Regions from separate parts of the Homo sapiens genome. Here region 2 is linked to region 1. A link is a loop called in an ENCODE intact Hi-C map of the cell type or tissue named here. Cell type or tissue: PC-3. All regions are shown on one strand. Links, peaks and the distances in the headings refer to the core of each region. The heading gives the core; the rest is flanking DNA.

Region 1 (11,250 bases), core at 2,011-10,010:
GGTCCCTGGTATACTTAAACTGTTTGTTACATGCTGGGTATTGATGTTAAAATACTAGACTGTAATGTTGCACATGAATTATTTTATAGTCATAGAATATTTTTCTTCTAAAAGATAAAATAAACTATAAGTATTTTTTCTAATGTTGTTATTATAGACTAAACTGACATTCATAATGAATAATTAATATGTAGTAAGGGAATCTGACAAGAAGATAGTCCTCTTATTTCAATCTGAAATTGCAAGTATATTTTGCAGTTTTCCCTAAGCAGTTTTATGTGCCTCATTTCCTTTTTATCAGCAATATTTTGTAACTGCATATGTGAAATGTAGGTTGAGCATGTAAAACTGTCTTGGTCATAGGCTGCTATTTTACCAAGTCCACTGGATAATTGGTATTTTTTGTAAATTATATTATCAAGGATATTTTGGGAATAAACCAGCTTCTTAAGACTCATATATCTTCTAGAATATGCTTCTCATTTGGATTTTCTTTGAAAGGATCATGGAATTATTATAAAAGCCAGACCAGCTTTCTTCATATTATTAAATACATTTGTGTTGGTTTCCATTGACACAGGTTTTGCTTTATCTACTTTACTTCATTTATTACTTTAAAAGGATTGCATTAAGCTAAGAGCTATATAGAGAGAAATATGACTTTATGCAAAAATATAACCTAGTCTGGAAGAGTTAATGAACAATGCAAGATAGTACAAAATCAAATTATCAGTGTAATGGTATAGCTCATGGATTCAGAAGATGAAGATACTTAGTCTTTTCTAAATAATTTAGTACTTAATTATCCACTGTCTTATACTATGTATTAAAATACTCAGAAAAAAAACATTCAAGAAGCTGTTGGCTTACAGTTTGCAGGGAGTTCCCAGCATTTTCTTCTGGCTTTAGTGCAAAAGCAGTTAAGACCAGCCCTTGCAATGAATCATTCCTGTTGTGTTTAATTTTATAAGTTCAACTTAACTAGTCCGTGAGATGCCCACACATTTGGCTAAACATTATTTGGGATGTATCTGTGAAGGTGTTTTTGGATGAGATTAATATTTGAATGGCAGACTGAGTAAAGCAAATCATCCACCCTACTGTTATTGGCCTTATTCAATAAATTGCGGACCTGAATTGAACAAAAAGGCCGAGTAAAGGGGAATTTCTCCTGCCTGACCTCTTGAGCTGGAACACTGTTTTTTTCCAGGCCTCCAGACTTGGACTGAAATGTTGGCTCTTGACTTCGAGTCTGCCAACCTTTGGATTAGAATTTACAGCATCAACTTCCTTGGTTCTCAGGCCTTTGGATTTACAATGGAACTACACATAGGCTGTCCTGCACCTCCAGCTTACCAACTGCAGATCTTTGGACTTCTTAGGCTCCATTAATTATATGAGCTAATGCCTTACAGTAAATCTTTGTCTAGATAGATAGATAGATAGATAGATAGATAGATAGATAGATAGATAGATAGATAGATGGATAGATCCTGTTGGTCCTATTTCTCTGGATAACTTTGAACAGTACAATGTCTCAAAGGATCATCTGCTATTTCTGGAACTAAATTCTGTCCCTACCAATTTGTGTTAATAGCTAAAAGATACTGCTCTCAAATATCACGCAAGTACTCTAGATGTGTTGTCTAAAAAGGATAACTATTTGTTTTCTTGTTTTCCCTCTGGGTTTCTTTGATCTTCCATATTTTATTTTAATTCTGATGGTGTTTCTTTTGATAATGGAAAAGGAAACTCATATACTGAAAACCCCTATTATGTGCCTAAAAACATACAAGTTATTTTTCTTTTCTTTTATCTGCACACGTAAATGATAGAAGATGGTAGTTAATCATTTGCATTTTTACAGTTAAGAAACTTGAAATCCAGAAAGATTAAATAAATGATCTAGTGTTACACAGGCAAGTTGTTCACAGACTTCAGCATCTGGTATTAGGATATAAGTTTCGATGCTTTTAAAAATTAACATTTATTAAAAGACTAAGAGTTAGTTATATTTAAATGTGTATCTTGTAACAACAGGTTGAATAATAAGCAACACAGAATTGATGATGAAACTAACAGCGGAACAGGATTGCATGAGTCAGAACCACAAATCCAGAAATGGATCCGTAAAGACTTTAGATGCTGGAATTATCAGATTAAAAAACCAAAGCCAATTGTATTTGCCATTTTAATATAAAAGTAAGCTTGAAAATGTTTTTAGGAACTAAAAAATACAAACTACTGACATCATATACTTGATTAAGAACCAAATAGAAATTTTAGAACAGAAAAGTCTACTAAAATTAAGAAAATGGTTTGATAGCAGCCTTGACACAGCTGAAGAAAGAACCAATAAACTAGAAAATAAATAGAAGAAACTATTAAAAATGCAACAGAGAGACAGAATGAAAAGAGAGAATAAATGGTTAAAAGAATAAAGTCTGTCTAGCATTACTTCAATAGAGTCCAAAGGGAGAGAGAGAATGGGAAGGCAATATTGGAAGTTATATGGTAGAGAATTTATGCTCCTCCTATAGTCTGTCCCTTTTCTGCTGATGGCAGCTCTATCCTTTTAGTTCCTCAGGCCAAAAGCCTTAGAGTCATTCTTGATTTCTCTCTTTCTCTCCCTATATCCAGCACATCAATAATTTTAAAAAATTTAATTATTTTTAAATAGACAAAAATTATATATACTTATTGTGTACAACAAGCTGTTTTAAAACATGTATACATTGTGGAATAGCTAAATTGAACTGATTAGCATATGTATTACCTCACATACTTAGCATTTTTTTTGTGGTGAGAACTCTTAAGATCTACTCTTTTAAAGAATACAATACATTGTTATTAACTATAGTCACCATATTGTATGATAAACCTCTTGAACTTATTCCTTCTAATTGATATTTTGTGTCCTTTGACCAACATCTCCCCAGTCCCTGGTAACCACCATTCTATTCTCTGCTTCTGTGAGTTCGACTTTGTTTAGATTTCATATATAAGTGAGATCACGTGTCATTTGTCTTTCTGTGCCTGGCTTATTTCACTTAACACAAGGTCCTCCAGGTTCATCTATACTGATAACGGAATTCCCTTCTTTTTTAAGGCAGCATAGTATTCCACTGTATGTATATATTACATTTTCTTTCCATTTATCCATTCATCTCTTAATGGACACAAGTTAATTCCATGTCTTGGCTACTGAATAATGCTACAATAACATGGGAGTGGAGATATCTCTTCTACATAATGATTCATTTCCTTTGGATATATACCCAGCAGTGGGATGGCTGGATTATGTGGTAATTCTATATTTTGTTTTTGAGGAACTCCATACTATTCTCTCTAATGGCTGTACTAATTTACCTTCCCATTAACAGTGTACAGTGGTTCCCCTTTCTCCACACCCTTGCTAGCATCTGTTATTGCCTGTCTTTTTTATAAAAGCCATTTTCCCTGGGGTGAGATGATATTTCATTGTAGTTCTGATTTGCATTTCTCTGATGATTAGTGTTGTTAGGGATTTTTTTCATATACCTGTCGGCCATTTGTATGTCCTCTTTTGAGAAATGTCCATTCAGATCCTTTGCCCATTTTTAAATCAGGTTATTGTTTTCTCACTATGAGTTGTTTGAGTTCCATATATTTTGGATGTTAACTCCTTATCAGAGGTACTGTTTACAAATATTTTCTCCTATTTCATAAATTGTTTCTTCACTCTCTTCATTGGTTCCTTTGCTGTGCAGAGCTTTTTAGTTTGACATAATCCCATTTGTCTATTTTTGCTCTTGCCTGTGCTTTTGAGGTCATAGCCAAAAAATCATTGCCCAAATCAATGTTGTGGAGGTTTTTCTCTGTGTTTTCTTCTAATAGTTTTACCACTTCAATTTTACACTTAAGTCTTTAATTAATTAAGAAAATGTTTTTTTAGAGAGTGGTCTCCCTATGTTTCCCAGACTGGCCTTAAACTCCTGGGTTCAAGCAAACTTCCTGCCTCAGTTTCTCAAGTAGCTGGAAGTACAGACATGTACCATTGCACCCAGCTTTAATCCATTTTGAGTTAGTTTTTGTATATAGTGTGAGATGAAGGTCTAATTTTATTCTTCTGCATGTGAATATCCAGTGTCCCAATGCCATTATTGAAGAGGCTGCCCTTTCCCCATTGTGTGTTGTTGGCACCTTTGAAATAAATTAACCAAAAATATGTGTATTTATTTCTGGGATTTCTGTTCTTTTCCATTGGTTGATGTGTCTGTTTCTATGCCAGCATCAAGTTGTTTTGATTATTATAGCTTTGTAGTATATTTTGAAGTCAGGTAGTGTAATGTGCTCAGTTTTTTCTTTTTGTTCAAGGTTGCTTTGTCTATTCAGGAGCCATCAAAAAAATTCTTGGTCTATTTCAACAGTTCTGGACATTTCAACACATGTCCAGAATCTAATCACTTATCAACTCCAAAATGCTAACGTCATGACCTCTAGCTTGGGTCTCTAGTCTTAACATATCTTCCAGCTTCCAAATATTAAATATTATACTATATAGTACTCAAAGGCATACCCTAAAGATGTTTTTATGGTTGACTTTTTTGTTGTTTTTATTATTTATTTTTCATAGTGTCTATGTCTACTTTTTAAGTTTCTGGAAGTTGGTTCAACTATATTTTGAAGTAGAGTGTGCTCCTACCTCAACTATGCCGATCTTCTTCAGGCTATGTTTCTATGAACCCAATCATACCTATGCATATCTTTTGCATACCTGCTATGACATGCTAACTCTCAGAAGGGTAACATGGCATCAGTCTGAAATTTGAATCCTTTTCTGCCAGTAACTGAGAATATAACTTTGAGATGAGTTTCTCTGTAAAATAGGGATGGTGATAGTGGAATGTATTTTGTAAGTTAATTTGGGTATTAAATGAGATTCAATAAGTAAAATAATTTAACATGGCTTGTCTGCACATAATAAATGCTCAATAAAAGTTATCTATTATTATGTCACTCCCTGCTCAGTCTTCAATATTTCTCATTGCCTACAGAATTAAGTATGTTTATATTCTAATAAAACTTCCTTTCACTCATTCAAACTTATCTCCAGTTTTTTTGTATATGAAATAACAGCTTCAACTGTGCTCTTCCTACCTTCATGCCCTAATATCTAATGTTTTGTTCCAGCTTTCTTGCCTGAAAACTGAAGCCTTTCACAGCTATCTTCTGTCCAAGCCATAGTCTGATTACTCCCCCACCCCACCCTGTTTTTTTTTTATCATGCTTCCTTTATCTGTTATCAGTTCTCAAGTTATATTGCATTGTAATTTGTTTACATGTCTGATGACACATTTAAGAGTATACTTTTGGGCTGGGTGCAGTGGCTCATGGCTATAATCCTAGCACTCTAGGAGGTTGAGGTGGGTGGATCACTACAGCTCAGGAGTTCAAGACTAGCCTGAGCAATATGGCGAAACCCCATTTCTACTAAAAATACAAAAAATTAGCCAGATGTGGTAATGTGCACCTGTAGTCCCAGATACTCAGGATGCTAAGGTGGGAGGATCACTTGAGCCTGGGAAGTTGAGGCTGTAGTGAGCTGTGTTCATGCTACTGCACTCCAGCCTGGGTGATGGTAGTGAGACCCTGTCTCAAAAAAGAAAAGGAAAAAACCCAACAGTATACTTCTCGAGGGCAGGGATTCTTTTGAAAAAAAATTCATAGATTTTATTTTTAGAACTTCTTAGACTCACAGCAAAATTGAGCAGAAATTACAAAGTTCATATATTCTCATACACAAAGCCTCCTCTACTATCAACATTCTGCTCCAAAATGATACCTTTGTTATAATTGATGAAACTACATGGACACATCATTATCACCCAAAGTTTATAGTTTATACAGGTTCATTCTCGATTTATACATTCCATGAGTTGGACAAATATATAATGATGATGTATACTCACCATTATACTGTTAAATATAATAGTTTTACTGCCCTGAAAATCCTCAGTGCTTAACCTATTCATCCCTACCTGCCTCCAGTCCTTGGCCAGAGATTCTTCCTAGTTAATCTTTAGAACATAACATAATATTTGACTCATAGTTGCCCCAAATAAGTGTTCTTACATGTGTAGTTTTTAGATGAATGAAAGAAGGAAGGGATAGGTTGGAGAGAATCAGAGCATCTTGCTGACTAATGTTTTGTGTGTTTCAGTATTGACTCATGGTTTTCTAATCTACTCAGAAGACCACCCCATCTCTTTTGTGATGCCAATTCAAATCCCACCTTTTCTGTTAAATCTTAGAAGAGTGTGCTCTGGACACTTTTAAGACTTATTTTATGAGTCATCCAAGTAATTCTATGTGTCATACTTGAATTTTTTGTTTTATGGGCCTTTGTCTGGATTCCTCAGTGAGACTGAGTTATATTTTTATATGGTAGGTAGAGTTTTATGATAATTCATCCCTTTGTGTTTTATGAGGAAAAGATGCCTTGATGAATTCCTGTATTTCACTGGGGATTGTAGACAGCGATCAGGAACAGAGAAACTTCCTGGTCTATAAAAAATTCAGTCTCAGTCTCTTTTGCAATCAGTTCAGCTAACTGTCTAGGAAAGAAAATTATTGGGAACTAATTAAAAACAACAGAGAAGTAAACTTTTTATTTTTTATTTTTTTGGCAGATTTGAGCTTGCAGCAGTTTTCATAAAAAGCTATTGAAGTTTGCCAAATTGTTGTTAAAATAACTTTTCTATGTGCTACCAGAAGTTATTTATAGAATAATTTTCATCCTTTCCCAAGTATTTTAAACATTCTAAAATGGCATCCTTGATGTTATTTTGCTTTAATATGAATTTAAGAAAAAAATGTTACACATGTTGTTGATTTTCAAGTCATCTTTTCTTTATTCCCCCCTCCTAAATACTGAACATAAGAGAAGATTAATTTAGATTCTGAAATTTTATTCATTTAGCTTTGACCACATAGGTTGCTATACTTATCTAGGAGTGATAATTTTGTGTTTATCTACATCATAAAACCATTTTGCACAAATTTCAGTTTTTCATCAAGCTTCATTCACTAGGGTGCTTTTCTATAGTTTGTGGGATTTCTAGGAAAAGTCATTTGAGGAGGCTTGAATTTGGATTTTATGCATCAGGGAGATATAAAACTCCCACTTTAATAAATATTAATACTCATTTAAGAGATTATTGGGAAAGCTTTAGCCCAATCATATCATAAAATTATATTCTTTTTAGTTAAGGTAAGGTTTTAGTTATTCATATAGTAGTAGCAGTCTTAAGAGCTATGCTGGATAATCTATCATTATGAATTGAATAATAATACACTTGTCTCAGAACAACATTCCAGGGGGTGATAGTTACCATTTTAGAAGGAAACAAAGCATTCAAAAAGCATTATCTTTAAAATATACTACTGAGCATATTCCTCATTATGATCTTGTAATTGATACCAGTTTTAAAAGTTGAAATCTCAATTTATGTTCAGAAAATTAATTTCAAGTCTTAAAAGGTAAACTGAGTGATTAGGTTCATGGCAGTTCTATTTTTATTCACAGATAATGCCTCTGAGGTAGCAGTTACTACTCCAGGAACTAGTAACCATAGAAACAGCTCAACAGGCCCAACACCTGATTGTTCACCTCCATCCCCTGATACTGCCCTCAAAAATATTGTAAAAGTCATTCGACCCCAGGTAAGTGCCCAGAATGGCATCATTTTCCCTCTAATGTGTTTTGATTTGAATCAATGCATGTACATCACTTATATTGCAATGCCTGGACTGTTTTATGTGGTATGTCAATGGATTTCTAAATTAAAAGAGGGGACTCAGAAGAGGATGTTTGCTTCCTTTCAAGTTGGTGATAAACACTGAAATCTGCATTAGTTTTTGGAAAAATGAATTGTGCCTGTTACATGAAGCAGTGAGACTTAGAAAAATAGCTATTTTACATCATTTTTCTCTCACAACATTTTAATAATTATGCTCCAATTATTGAGCTGTTACATATTTTCTGGTGTTTCCTGATCCTTTTGTCTTCATTCTTCTGGACAATGCTGCATGGTTTGTGATTATTTCTCTGTCTTCCAACCCAAGTGATTTTTATATTTCTCTATCTTCTCTATTCTTATGGTTTCAATGAATATTGTCTGCGTTTAATATTGCTCCTTGTTTTCCTCCAGTGTTCCCAGTCCTCTAGCTAGTCTCTCTTTATCCTTTGTTCTTTTTTCCATTCCTGTCTCTTTCCTCTATGGATTTCTCTCTTTTCTCCCTTCTCTTTCAGTTGGATTTTCCAGTAGGCGGTTTGCAGGCAAGCTTTAGAAATATCATTGGGACAAGCTGTTCTGTGATATTTCATTGAAAATAGCACTTATAAAGCTGTTTGCATTATATTTTTGCCAACAGATGGACCCAGAACACGAAATTGGTGGTGTTCTCAACCTGGCTCGTTCTGAATGGGCCTCATAAAATCCAAGACAGGAGGACTTTGGATTCAATCAATGCCATTCATCATCTACTTAGATATAGAGTATGAATAAATCCTTTGAGCCAAATTGTAGGGAAAATGTGTCTTTTAAGACTATTTAGGTCTAAATAAGCAAGATTTGTTTAATATTTTTCCTTGTTTAACATAAGTTATTTTAGATCATTTTTATTATAATCTTCATCCTCATTGATAAAATGGCACTTAAATTTTGGATAGCCACTGCAGTTTGTAGAACACTTTAATATAAATTGTTTCCTATATCCTTCATCAATTCAAGTGCAATTTGTGTTTCAGTGTTTATAGATAACATCACTGGCACTCCAAAGGGGCTACATTGTCCAACTGATTTGGAGTTTCTTTTTTTTTACTTTAGTATATTTGCCTCTTCCAGTCCTGCTCAGAGGTTAAAAATATCCTCATGAGGTTGTATAATTTGACACATCTTTAGGAGTATGGAATATGCAGGTTCAGGGGCATTTAGGCACAGGTAACATTTGACATAGTGCCCCAATATGTGGAGAAGAAAAATGTTTTCAAAAATGTCGTCTTCTGCCAGGCACAGTGGCACACGGTTGTAATCCTAGCTACTTGGGAGGCTGAGGCAGAGAATCACCTTGAGCCCAGGAGTTCTAGACCAGTCTGGGTAACATAGTGACACCTTCATCTCATTACAAAATGTCCTCTTTTTCAAGGAAATTTGATGGGGTCTATTTGCTTCAAGATAAACCTCACTAAACCCAGATTTAGTTGCTATCTGTCATTTTCGTTGACACTGGTTCTCTCATATGAAGGTGTTTCTGGGGTTAATGTGTTTCTAGTGCATTTCCAGCATTTTAAAGCTATTTAAGTAAGACATTGTCCTATATATGTTAATAAAATTCATTATTAAATATATTTGTTTTTATACCAATGTAGATTCTCTAATGTAAATGCACTTGGTCATTCAATGAATGAAAAACAGATTCTTTTCTATAGATCCATGATCTGAATAACTGAGGCATTATTTCATAAATCCTTCTCTGCATATTCTAATTGAGTTTAGGTTCACCTGGTTATCTTTGAAGAAATCTAGAGGTAGAATTAAAGCCAGAAATTCCATCTTGACCCAATTTCTTGGTGCTGTCGTTACTTAAATGTTTATCTTAGTAACTGACTCCATCTTTCTTAAATGTTATAACAATGCTTTAAGGAGAAAAACAAATAAGTGAGAAAGTTAAGTAACTCAGGATGATGGTGTTTAAATTAGAACCAATGCAGCCTGTATTTATGTAATAGAACAATAACAGCTATATATCTATATATTTTCTTTCTCTATATATAATTGCAGAAAGAATATAACTTCAATTAGGCTACTCTTTCTTCCACCCTGGAGACATTGGTGCATGACTTATTTCTCCATATGAGTTATGACCTTCAGGGGGCTCCTCATTCATTGTAGAAAGGGAGTAGTATATTCACATGGAAATACTTATGAGAGAGTATTCAGGTAGGACATGAGGTTTCAGGAAAGGATTTGAAGACTAGAGGATGTGCATAGAGGATGGATGGATGGATAGAACAGGAGACTCCTGCTGTGTTCTGACAAATCACAGGTGTGTCAGGGATGGAAAATGGTTGAGAGCTACTGTTCCAAAGAAAAGATAATTATTGATGAACTTATATAAAAGCCTATATTTTAATCACAGGTTTAATACTCTAACATATTTGTTAATTCTGGTTTTCTCTCTGAAAATGCAGAAAGTGTGGAGTTAGATTGATTTATGGGTATTAAAGACCGTTCTAAAAATTTATTTATTAAAAATTAATAATATGATTGAAATGATAATTTCACTTTTAAAACTTGTGTTGAACTTTGAAAATAAAAATGTAAATGTGACCCTTATTCATGAATTTACAATTCTTTGACCATTAGCTGATGTGTTCAGTCTTTTATTGTGGGAAGACTGATATTGAGTAGGTGAGGTAACGGCAGAACTTTTATCTCATTCACTGAAAATAGATACTACTTAGATGTAGCAAATTGGTTCCTTTTCCTTTGCCTCTTGTATACCTTTATGTAGTTTATTTTCTTGTAACTCTACCTGTAAATGGAGAGCATCCATTGTAACGAAGGAGTCCTTGCTTTCAATATGAGATAGGGCTGATAACACATTGCATGTGTTTCTGCTTAGTTAATTACTTGGAAGCTGCCGGCTTCCCAGTGCTTTGTTGAGTTTGTTTTTATTCAGCATATGCATTAACTAAGTCACAGCTGTTAGTTCTGCATCCTGTGTTTGATCTTTTTCACCTTTGTTTCTTTCAGTTATTTCACGTCTTAAAATCCTCTAGATTGTGAAGCAATCTATTTCAAATTCAGAGTGACTGAAATGGTTATTACTCTTTTCTCTTTGTTTCTCTCCAGTATATTAACCCACAAGCCTGAATTTTTCTACTTACTTGTACTTAAATACTTGAAAAAAAAATCTTTGAAATATATATTAGGTAGGTCTATTGACATTCTAGTTATCTTCTTTTTACTGAATAGTTATATGTTACTTGTGTTGGCTTTGTTTTTAAAATAGTTCCTCGTGAAACATCTTGTTTTTCACAATTGAAGAATCAAATACACAGATCTTAAGTATATAGCTTGATGAACTTTAATTATTTACATAGGTATAACACCACTCAAAACAAAATATAGAACATTGCCATCACCCCAGAAAGTTTCCTCTTGCCCCTTTCTAATTAGTTGCCCTCCTTCCTGCCTTGGAGGC
Region 2 (11,250 bases), core at 2,193-10,192, 78 kb before region 1:
AGCTAATACGCCCAACTTGTTGATGGCTTCTTTACAGAAACAGTAAGCATGATAGAACAAGAGAAAGATAAATGGTTCAAGGGTTCGAGTCTAGGTGAACATTCTCCTCTTTGTCATCTTCTTATTGGTGAACTACATTCCACTTCTTTTGACTTCTTGTTGACTTCTGATCTAGATCATCTAGGTCTTTTTTTGAGGATTTGTACAAAGGTGGTTCCTATTTAGTTTTACCTGACATTTGGCATGTTTTCAGTTGCATTTGTATGATTCATTACAGAGATTATTCTTGGGATTTCACCATTTCCAATTTCACCTGGGGTATGCAAATTTCTACACAGTAGTGCCAGAAATAAAAATCAAAGCTCATTTGTATTTGAAATGGTATCATCTCTTTCCTCAGGTGGTAGATTCACAAACTATATTTTTTCCCTGAAAATCACATGTACATATAATTTTTTTAAATCAAGCAAAGCAAAAGAGAATATGATCTCATTTCCCAGTGTTAAACACCAAATGTTTCTAATAATATCTTCTAGAAATATTCCAGGAATATATAATTTGAGTGCATACTTTTTTCACACAGATATGAACATACATCACATATTATTCTTCCCTTTGTTTATTGTTTTAGCTTAACATATCAGTACTTGCACATTTATCTCATTTTAAAAATTACTGAGTAGTAATAATGGCTACATTGATTGATCACTTAGGCTTTTAGACACTAGACTAAGTGCTTTATGAAATGAATCATCTTTTTGAAATGAATCATTTTATTCATGTTATGTTCCTCATTTTTAATGGGGTTGTTTGGTTTTTTTGCTTGTAATTTTTTAAAAGTTTTTTATAGATTTGGGATTAGACCTTTGTCAGATGCATACTTTGCAAATATTTTCTCCCATTCTGTAGGTTGTCTGTTTACTCTGTTGATGGTTTTTTTTTTGTTTTTTTTTTTGTTTTTGTTTTTGTTCTGTTTTTTGGCTGTGCAGAAGCTCTTTAGTTTAATTAGGTCCCGTTTGTCAATTTTTGGTTTTGTTGCAATTGTTTTTGGCATCTTCATCAGGAAATCTTTGTCTAGTTCTATGTCCAGAGTGGTATTTCCTAGGTTTTCTTCCAGGGTTTTTATGGATTTAGGTTTTATATTTAAGTCTTTAATCCTTCTTGAGTTGATTTTTTGTATATGGTGTAAGGAAGGGGTCCAGTTTCAATTTTCTGCATATGGCTAGCCAGTTATCCCAGCACCATTTATTGAATAGGGAGTACTTTTCCCGTTGCTTGTTTTTGTCAGGTTTGGCGAAGATCAAATGGTTGTAGACATGTGGCTTTATTTCTGAGCTCTCTACTCTGTTCTGCTTGTCTATGTGTCTACTGTAGCACCAGTACCATGCTGTTTTGGTTACTGTAGCCTTGTAGTATATAGCTTGAAGTCAGGTAATGTGATGCTTCCAACTTTGTTCTTTATGCTTAGAATTGCCTTGGCTATTTGGGCCATTTTTTTTTTTTTGGTCCCATATGAATTTTAAAATAGTTTTTTTCTCATTATGTTAAGAATGTCATTGGTGGTTTGATACATTTTAATCAAAGTTATTTATTGATTTTATTATTTCATTCACAACTACCAACAAAACCTTGAAGCAGATACTATTACTATTCTAATTTTGCAGATGAGGAAACTGTAAGACTTTGCCAAGGCAACTTTGTTAAAAAAGGCAGAGTTGGGATTCTGACTCCAGTTAAAGGGCTCATGCTCTTGAACTACTCTTCCTGTATTTTCCAAGTATATTTCACCAACAATTTGCATCAACATGACCTGGGATAATTGTAAGATATAACTCTCCATGGCTACCACCAGAGATTCCGATTTAGTAAGAATTCCGGGGAGAGCCACAAATCCGGATTACTAACAAGTGATCCAGGTGGACTTTGTGCAGTCTAAAGTCTGTAGACCTCTATATTGTACTATATTGCCTGTTTACAGCAACAATACTTATTTATTTTATTAAAGGGTACGTGATTTTAAAATTTTGATACCTATTACACTTTTGGGAATTTTATCAAGAAGAAAGATAATCCCCTTTTTTGATAGTCCCTAATTGTTATTTTTTTCCCAAGGAGTAAATATGTTAAAATGCTAAGAGATTAATCAAAAGTTTTTCAACGAGTACCTTTTACTGTTTTTTTTAACTCTATATTGGCTTGCTAGGGTTTCCATAAGAAAGTACTACAAACTGCATACCTTAACAGAAATTTATTGTCTCACAGTTCTAAAGGCTAGAAGTTCAAAATTAAGGTGTCAGCAGGACTGGTTCCTTCTGAGGTCTGTGAGAGAGAATTTGTTCCATTCCTGTTGGTTTTCTGACAATGTTTAGCATTTCTTGGCTTGTGGCAGCATAACTCCAATCTTCATATGATGTTATACCTGTGTACAAGTCTGTCTCCAGATTTCTTCTTTTTATAACGACACTTGTCATTGGATTGGGGTCCACCCTAATAACCTCATCTCCATTTAACTAATTGCATCTGCAGTGACCCTATTTCTAAATAATGTCACATTCTTATGTACTGGGGTTAGGACTTTGACACGTGAATTTTGGGAGGACATAGTTTAACCCATATCATACCCAAAGTAACATTCTTAGGTAGTACCCACACTGGTTTCTCAGAACTTTGTTGTTGAGATTTTTTGTTTTCAAATGTTAAATTGGTACCTCCAATTTTGAAGTGGCTGACCAAGCAAGGCTTATCTAAGAATCAAGCTTCATGGGGTTTCATCAGTAACTTCTAAAGAGGGATGCTATCCCGACACCCATTCACAGCTCAGACGATTGATATTGGTGAGATCTGATTAGTTTTTCTCATGCATGACACCAAGAGGCAGGCTTCCCTCCACCCACACTCCCATTTTATTATTTAATAGAAACATACAGCATATCCAGCATTTAGCATTTTTTAGATAGAGTAATAATTATGCAATGCCTGTAAATGGTGCTTTACAGTACCATGTTTTAGAAATAGTAATGGTAGTTTATCAATCCCACCTGTTCCGAGGTGAGGGAAAAATTTTAACATGGCAAAAGTTCTAAAGTCCATGCTGTCTAAAGATCTGCTTTCTAACGATCTCCTGTAACAAATGACAAATTAGCCAGAAAGAGGTTTACATCAATTCACACTTTGACTAACAGATGGTTAGTCTTTTAACTTTTATATAAAGTGCCCATTTTTTTCAAACCCTCACTAACACTGTGTATTATCTACAGCAATTTGATCAAGAATGGTGTGTTATCTTGCTTTCATGTACATATATTTAATTATAAATGAAGTTGAGCATCTTTTCATGTAAGAAATTTCTAGCTATTTTTACAACTGCCTGTAATCTTTGCTCATTTTTTTCTCTTAGGTTGATGGTCTCTTTCATCTCAATTTATTATTATCTTTATATATATTAAAGAGATTAACCCTTTGTTATATTTGTCAAAGAATTTTCCCAAATTTTTTGTCTCTTGATCTTTATGATATTTTAGTTTCTTTATACAAATTTAATAGTAGTATATATTCAAATTTATCAATCTTTTTCTGTACAACCTTGGTTATGTGTCTGGTTGTAGCTTCTGGTCAAAAGTTATTCTTATTTCAAGATTATTATAACAAATATATTTGCTAATTGTTTAAATCTTTATCAGGAATTAATTTGATATAAGGAATGCAGTAGTAATTCAAGTTTATTATTTCTCTCTAAATGACTAGTTGGTTACCTCACTGACAATTATTATATAACCCGTGGTTTTCTTACTGATTTGAAATACCACCTTTATAATGTAATAAGTTTCTGCAAGCATCAGAACCTTCTTTTAAAGTATTTTTTCTGTTATCTTGCCTTTCAATTATTGTACCAGAACCATTTGTAGTTTACATAAATATCTGATAAAGGTTGATCTCCACTCCCTCCATTACCTTTCTCTTTTCAAATTGATAACCTGTCTATTGTCACACATTTATTTTTCCAAATGCACTTTAGGCTTACTTGTCAAGAACTAAGTTGGAGTTGGAGGGAAACTGTATTGCAATGGTATTGTATTACATTTAAAAACGAGAAAGAATCACCATCTTTAAAATACTGAGTCAGTACAAAATGATAAGGTGTATTTTCCCACTGGTGTCCAATTTTATGTCCTTCTCTTAGCCCATGCCTCCCTGTGTGATGCCTTCTGCTGGTATATTATTGCATTTGTTTCCTAACGCTGCTGTAACAAATTACCACACATTTAGTGGCATAAAAAAACAACACAAATGTATTATTCTTCAGTTCTGGAGGTCCAGAATGGGCCCTACCAGTCGAAAATATAGAAAGGGCTGCTTTCCTTTCTGGAGGCTCTAGGGAAGAATCTGTTTTCCTGCCTTTTCCAGCTTCTATGAGCTGCTCACAGTCCTTGATTCATGGTGATATGATTTGGCTGTGTCCCCACCCAAATCTCATCTTGGACTGTAGCTCCCAGAATTCCCGTGATTCCTATGCTGTGGGAGGGATCCTGTGGGAGATAATTGAATTATGGGGGCAGTTCCCCAATACTGTTCTCATGGTAGGGAATAAATCTCATGAGATCTGATGGTTTTATAAGGGGTTTCCCCTTTTGCTTGGCTCTCGTTCTCTCTTGCCTGCTGCCATGTAAGACGTCCCTTGCTCTTCTGCCATGATTGTGAGGCCTCCCCAGCAACATGGGACTGTGAGTCCATTAAACTTCTTTTTCTTTATAAATTACCCAGTCTTGGGTATGTCTTTATGAGCGGCATGAAAACAGACTAATACATATGGCTAACTTCAAGCTCCAAAACCAGTGACAGCCAGTCAGATACCTCGTGTTGCATCACTGACACTGGCTCTCCTTTCTCCCTCTTCTACTTATAATGTCCTTTCTGAGTATAGTGGGCCACCTGGATAATGCAGTATGATCTCCTCATAGCAAGATCCTTGACTTACATCTGCAAAGTTCCTTTTGCTATGTGTTACGTAATGTATTCCTAGTTTCCAGGGATTCAGACATGGACATCTTTCAGAGCCATTATTCTGCCTACCACTGTTACGTGATGCTCCTTCCCCCATGGCTGCCTTTCTGTCATTCATTCTTTGCTCCCACCTAAAGTATCTTCGTTTTAAAAAAAAGTTATTTTTCTTCTGATTTCATATTCATGTTGTAGTTTTTCTTATTTGAATGTCATTGTAAATCTTCAGGGGATACTTTTTCTTGATATTGTGGGAAGATGTCAGAGTAGTCAGACCACTTCCAAAAACTTTCACCTACCTTGAGTCATTTGGAACTGTGAGTCATTTCTAACTTTAAAAAAGCCATAAACCCACACTCTTGTATTAGTGTTACTTCCCCCATTATCAGAAAAAATTCAGGAAGCAGTGAATATATTCAGGTAACTTGTACCATAGTACTAATACAAAACTTCTATTCTGATTCTCTCATTTACTTAGCATCTTAAAACTCGTCTAATTCAAACTGCTATCTTCTACACTCAGAAGATACCTTGTATAGGCTGGGTGTGGTGGCTCACGCCTGTAGTCCCAGCACTTTGGGAGGCTGAGGCAGGTGGATCACAAGGTTAGGAGATTGAGACCATCCTGGCTAACAGGGTGAGACCCTGTCTTTACTAAAAATACAAAAAATTAGCCGGGCGTGGTGGCGGGCGCCTGTGGTCCCAGCTATTGGGAGGCTGAGGCAGGAGAATTGTGTAAACCCAGGAGGCGGAGCTTGCAGTGAGCCAAGATCGCGCCCCTGCACTCCAGCCTGGGCAACAGAGTGAGACTCCGTCTCAAAAAAAAAAAAAAAAAAAAGAAGATGCCTTGTATAGATCAGGCTAGCCTTGAAGACTCCAGGGACAGAGAGTTTGCTACTTAGTAAGCAGCCAGTTTTATACTGCAAAGCTCTAATTATTAGAAATCTTATCATCAGCTGCAATATCTGTCCCTGTTACCATCTCCCCATCTGCATTATTTCTACTTCCTTAGAGATAGATAACAATTCTAATCACTATTTTACCTTTTAAATGTTTGTCATACACGTTCCTCAGCACCTTTTCTTATTTAATCTTTTCTCACATGACAGGGGTTTAATACTCACCATTTTCCTCACTTATGTTCACAGAAAACGGTCCATTTGGTCTTTGCCTCTCCTCAAGTGTCAGCCCCAGCACCAAGCCAAGTGCATCATGTGTGATTCCCCTGTAGTGTCAATTAAGATGCTTTAGTTTTCCCATGTGGCTAAGAATAGAGCTGTGCTAGGAAGCAAATTCAGTGAGATGCCCTATCAAAGTAGTCTAGAAAAGCCTCTAGGCCACCTAATTTCTGATTTGAAAAACTACATTATTGGTACTTTTGGGCAACTACTGTGTCTACCTCTGGGTTCCTGATTGTTGCTAAGATCTTTCGTAAGTCAGAAGGCCAAGTCTCCCCCAGTCTCTTTGATGAATAAGACCTTGCACAGCCTTACTAAAGGAAATTCAGCACAATCCAGTTAGCCCGCCTTTTATGAAATTGTGAAGCCAGATCATTCCCAATACTAATTAGCACTGAAGAGTGGAGGCCTGTCACTCTTTCTAGGTGAAATATCATACTTGTATTAAATCAGCTAATGTCACATTAATTTCTTTAACTGGCATGTTACAGTCTGACTCATACTGTCAGCTGTAACTCCTAATATTTTTTTCATAGTATTGCTAATCCACATAGCTCCATGATGAATTTTTTATAACTCTTTTCTCTACTGAAGCATAGAACCTTTTACTGAGTCACTAATAAAGTTTGACTTGTTATATTCTGCCCACCACTGATAGTTTTAAATGTTATAGAAAACACAGTGTAAACAACGTATGAACGCTTATTATATAGATTTCTTATTGCCAATATTTATTTTTCTTGGGGGGCATAATGTTCTCTTTACTTATTAAGTGCTGTCAGTATGCATGATTAGTCACTTTGAAGCAGTACTATTTGGTCTGCACATTGCACAATTGACAGTAGCAGGTAGGATAAAGGAATCTAAGTAAGGCAAAGCATCAAAGCTATTCATTCCCATTGGAGCTGTAAATTTAGGTGGCACAGGGCCTAAAGGACCTGTTTGGGATTCAGGGACTGGACATCAATCTCTTGGAAGAGAACTGTCAAAGACCAAGGCAGAGAACACAGTCCTAGGCCTGCTACTATTGTAAAAATTCAAGTACAAAAACAAGTCTAGGATCCATAATCAGGCATTAGAAAAACAGTAAGGAGAAGACTAGGAAGGACTTTGTATTGTGGTTTGAGAGCCAGCTTACCTGCAGTAGAATAGAACATCAGGTAAACTTAAAAGGTTTTCGACTCCAATCTCTGCTTCTCAAACAGCATTTCTGGACCCACCCAGGACCTAGGGGAACTTCCCGCCCTAAAGGGAAGGACACAGACCTGGCTGGCTTTGCTACCTGCTGATCACTGAGCCCTAGTGCCTTGAGTCAACAGAGGTGGTAGCCAGAAAGTGTTTACAGTGTGTGTGGGGCAAGACCCAGTGCTGTGCTGGCTTCAAGTCTGACAGAGCACAGTTTCAATGGCTGTGGCCACAGGGGTGCTTGCATCACCATACCCCAAGTTCCAGGTGGCTCAGCAGAGAGAGAGAGAGAGCGAGAGATTGAGAGAGAGACACTGACTCTATTTGTTTAGGAGAAAGTAAGGAAAGAGAACAAGAGTCTCTGCCTGGTAATCAAGAGAATCATTTCAGATCTTATCCAAGATCACCAAAATGATACTTCTATGAGTCTGCAAAAACCACAGCATTAGGGGGCTTAGAACCTAGGTCCCTTTGAGTATCTGGAAAGCCTTGCCAAGAAGGACAGGCACAAACAAGCCTGTACTGCGAAGACTACAATAAAGGCCTAACTCTTCAGTGTCCAGACATTGATGAACATCTACAAGCATCAAGACCATCCTGGAAAATATGACCTCACCAAATAAACTCAGTAAGGCACTAAGGACTAATCCTGGAGAAACAGAGGTACATGACCATTCAGACAGATAATTCAAAATAGCTGTGTTGAGGAAACTCAAAAGAAATTCAAGATAAGATACAGAAGGAATTCAGAATTCTATTACATAAATTTAACAAAGAGAATGAAATAATTAAAAAGAATCAAGTAGAAATTCTGGAGCTGAAAAAACGCAATCAACACACTGAAGAATGCATCAGAGTCTTTTAATGGTAGAATTGATCAAGCAGCAGAAGAAAGTGAGCTTCAAGACAGGCTGTTTAAAAATACACAGTCAGACCAGGAACAGTGGCTCATGTCTGTAATCCCAGCACTTTGGGAGGCTGAGGCAGGCAGATCACCTGAGGTTGGGAGTTCGAGACCAGCCTGACCAACATGGAGAAACCCCATTTCTACTAAAAATACAAAATTAGCTGGGCATGGTGGTGGGCACCTGTAATCCCAGCTACTTAAAGGCTGAAGCAGGAGAATCGTTTGAACCAAGGAAGTGAAGGTTGCAGTGAGCTGAGATCATGCCATTGCACTTCAGCCTGGGCAACAAGAGCGAAACTCCATCTCAAGAAAACAAAAAACTAAACAAAACAAAAAACACAGTCAGAGGAAGCAAAAGAAAAAACAACAAAAAACAATAAAGCGCAACTACAGGCTCTGGAAAATAGCCTCAAAAGGTCAAATCTAAGAGTTATTGGCCTTAAAGAGGAGGTGGGGGTAGAAAGTTTATTCAAAGGGATAATACTGGAGAACTTCCCAAATCTAGAGAAAGATATCAACATTCAAGTACAAGAAGATTATAGAATGCAAGCAGATTTAAACCAAAGAAGATTACTTCAAGGTATTTAATAATCAAAGTCCCAAAGGTCAAGGATAAAGGAAGGATCCTAAAAGTAGCAAAAGAAAAGAAACAAATAACAAATAACAGCTCCAATATGTTTGGCAGCAGACTTTTTAGTAGAAACCTGGCAGGCCAGGAGAGAATGGCATGACATATTTAAACGGCTGAAGGAAAAAAACTTTTACCCAGGAATAGTATATCTGGTGAAAATATGCTTTAAGCATGAAAGATAAATAAAGATCTTCCCAGACAAACCAAAGCTAAGGGATTTCATCAACAACAGACCTGTCCTACAAGAAATGTTAAAGGGAGTTCTTAAATCTGAAAGAAGAGCATGTTAATGAGCAAGAAGAAATCATCTATAGGTACAAAAGTTACTGGCAATAATAAGCACACAGAAAAAAACAGAGAATATTATAGCACTGTAATTGTGGCATGTAAACTACTCATATCTTAAGTAGAAAGATTATACAATGAGCCAATCAAAAATAACAACTACAACAACGTTTGAAGACATACACAATACAATAATACATAAAGAGAAGCAACAAGAAGTTAAAAAGCAGGCAGACAAAGTTAAAGTGTAGAGCCTTCATTAGTTTACTTTTTGCATGTTTGTTTAAGCAATCATTGTTAAATTGTCACCAGTTAAAATAATGGATTATTAGATGGTATTTGCAAGGCTCATGGTAACCTCAAATCAAAATACATACAATGGATATACAAAAAATAAAAAGGAAGAAATTAAATCATAGCACCAGAGAAAATCACTTTCACTAAAAGGGAGAAAAGACAGAAGGAAAGAGGGAAGAGAATACTGAATGAGAGTCTGAATGAGAAGACTGACTTCAAATAGAGTGGCCGAATAGGTGAAAAAACAAGAGCCAATGATCTGTGCCTGCAAGAAACACACATCATCTATAAAGATACAAATAGACTGAAAATAAAAGGATGGAAAAAGATATTCCAAGCCACTGGAAACCAAAAAAGAATAGGAATAGCTATATTTATATCAGACAAAGTAGATTTCAAGACAAAAACTATAAGACAAGTCAGACAAAGAAGGTCGTTATATAATGATAAAAGGGTCAATTCAGCAAGAGGATATAACACTTATAAATATGTGTGCACCCAACCATGGGGCACCCACATATATAATGGAAACATTATTAGAGCTAAAGAGACAGATAGGCCTTAATACAATAATAGCTAGGTCTTCAACATCCCACTTTCAGGATTGGACAGATCTTCAAACAGAAAATCTACAAAGAAACATTGAACTTAATCTATACTATACATCAAATTCACTTAATAGATACTTACAAAACATCTCACTCAGTGACTGAAGAATACACATTCTGTTCCTTAGCACATGGATCATTCTCAAGGATAGGCCATATGTTAGCTCACAAAACAAATTTGAAAACATTCAACCAAATTTAGATAATATTAAGCATTTTCTCTGGCCAAAATGGAATAAATATAATCAATAACAAGAGGAATTTTGGAAACTATACAGACACATGAAAATTAAACAATATGCCCTGAAATGACCAGGGGTCAATGAAGAAATTAAGAAGGAAATTGAAAAATTTCTCAAAACAAACCATAATGGAAACACAACATACCAAAATGTATAGGATATAGTGAAAGCAGTACTAAGAGGAAAGTTTATCCTATAAGTGTCTACATCAAAAGGAAGAAACACTTCAAATAAACAACCAATTGGTGCATCTTAAAGAATTAGAAAAGCTAGAGCAAACCAAATTTAAAATTAGTAGAAAAGAAATATTAAAAATCAAAGCAGAGATAAATGAAATTGAGATGAAGAAATCCATACAAGATATCAGTAAAACAAAAAGTTGTTTTTTTGAAAAGATAAACATTGGCAAACCTTTAGCCAGACTCAGATTGACAGACCTTTATCTAGACTAAGAAAAAAAGAGAGAAGATCCAAATAAATTCAGAGATGAAAAAGGAGACATTACAACCTATAAAGCAGAAATTCAGAGGATCATTAATGGGTTCTATGAGTAACTATAGGCCGATAAATTGGAAAACCCAGAAGAAATGGATAAATTACTAGACACAGACAACCTATCAAAATTGAGCCATAAAGAAATTCAAAACCTGAACAGACTAATAACAAGTAATGAGATTGAAGGTGTAATAAAAAGTCTCCCAGCAAATAAAAGCCTAGGACCTGATGGCTTCACTGCTGAATTCTACCAAACATTTAAAGAACTAATACTAATCCTACTGAAACTATTCCAAAAAGTAGAGGAGGAGAGAATACTTCCAAACTCATTCTACAAGACCAGCATTACCCTGATACCAAAACCAGACAAAGACCCATAAAAAAAAATACTGGTCAGTATCTCTGACTAATATTAATGCAAAAA

The links. Hi-C counts contacts between places; a loop is a spot of excess contacts. Peaks named below come from ENCODE experiments on the same cell type or tissue, not always from the same donor. Only the 100,000 strongest peaks of a DNase experiment are listed, where the experiment ranks them.
Region 2: a loop joins it to region 1, with 5 times the contacts of the local background. A loop is called at or near these places in 2 of 110 quality-filtered maps.

What each region holds. Positions count from the first base shown.
Region 1 is chr12:99,440,127-99,451,376 of GRCh38, reverse strand. ANKS1B (ankyrin repeat and sterile alpha motif domain containing 1B) reads left to right here. Exons shown (of 27, transcript NM_001352186.2): 11 at 7,568-7,704. Among named protein-coding and RNA genes, the nearest start is that of GARIN6, 200 kb to the left of the region's middle. In PC-3, for the core only: no CTCF peak of the experiment used is centred there; a DNase peak (open chromatin) is centred at 6,296; H3K27ac peaks cover 1,126 bases.
Region 2 is chr12:99,518,138-99,529,387 of GRCh38, reverse strand. All of the region lies in intron 9 of ANKS1B (ankyrin repeat and sterile alpha motif domain containing 1B), which reads left to right. Among named protein-coding and RNA genes, the nearest start is that of GARIN6, 120 kb to the left of the region's middle. In PC-3, for the core only: no CTCF peak of the experiment used is centred there; no DNase peak of the experiment used is centred there; H3K27ac peaks cover 337 bases.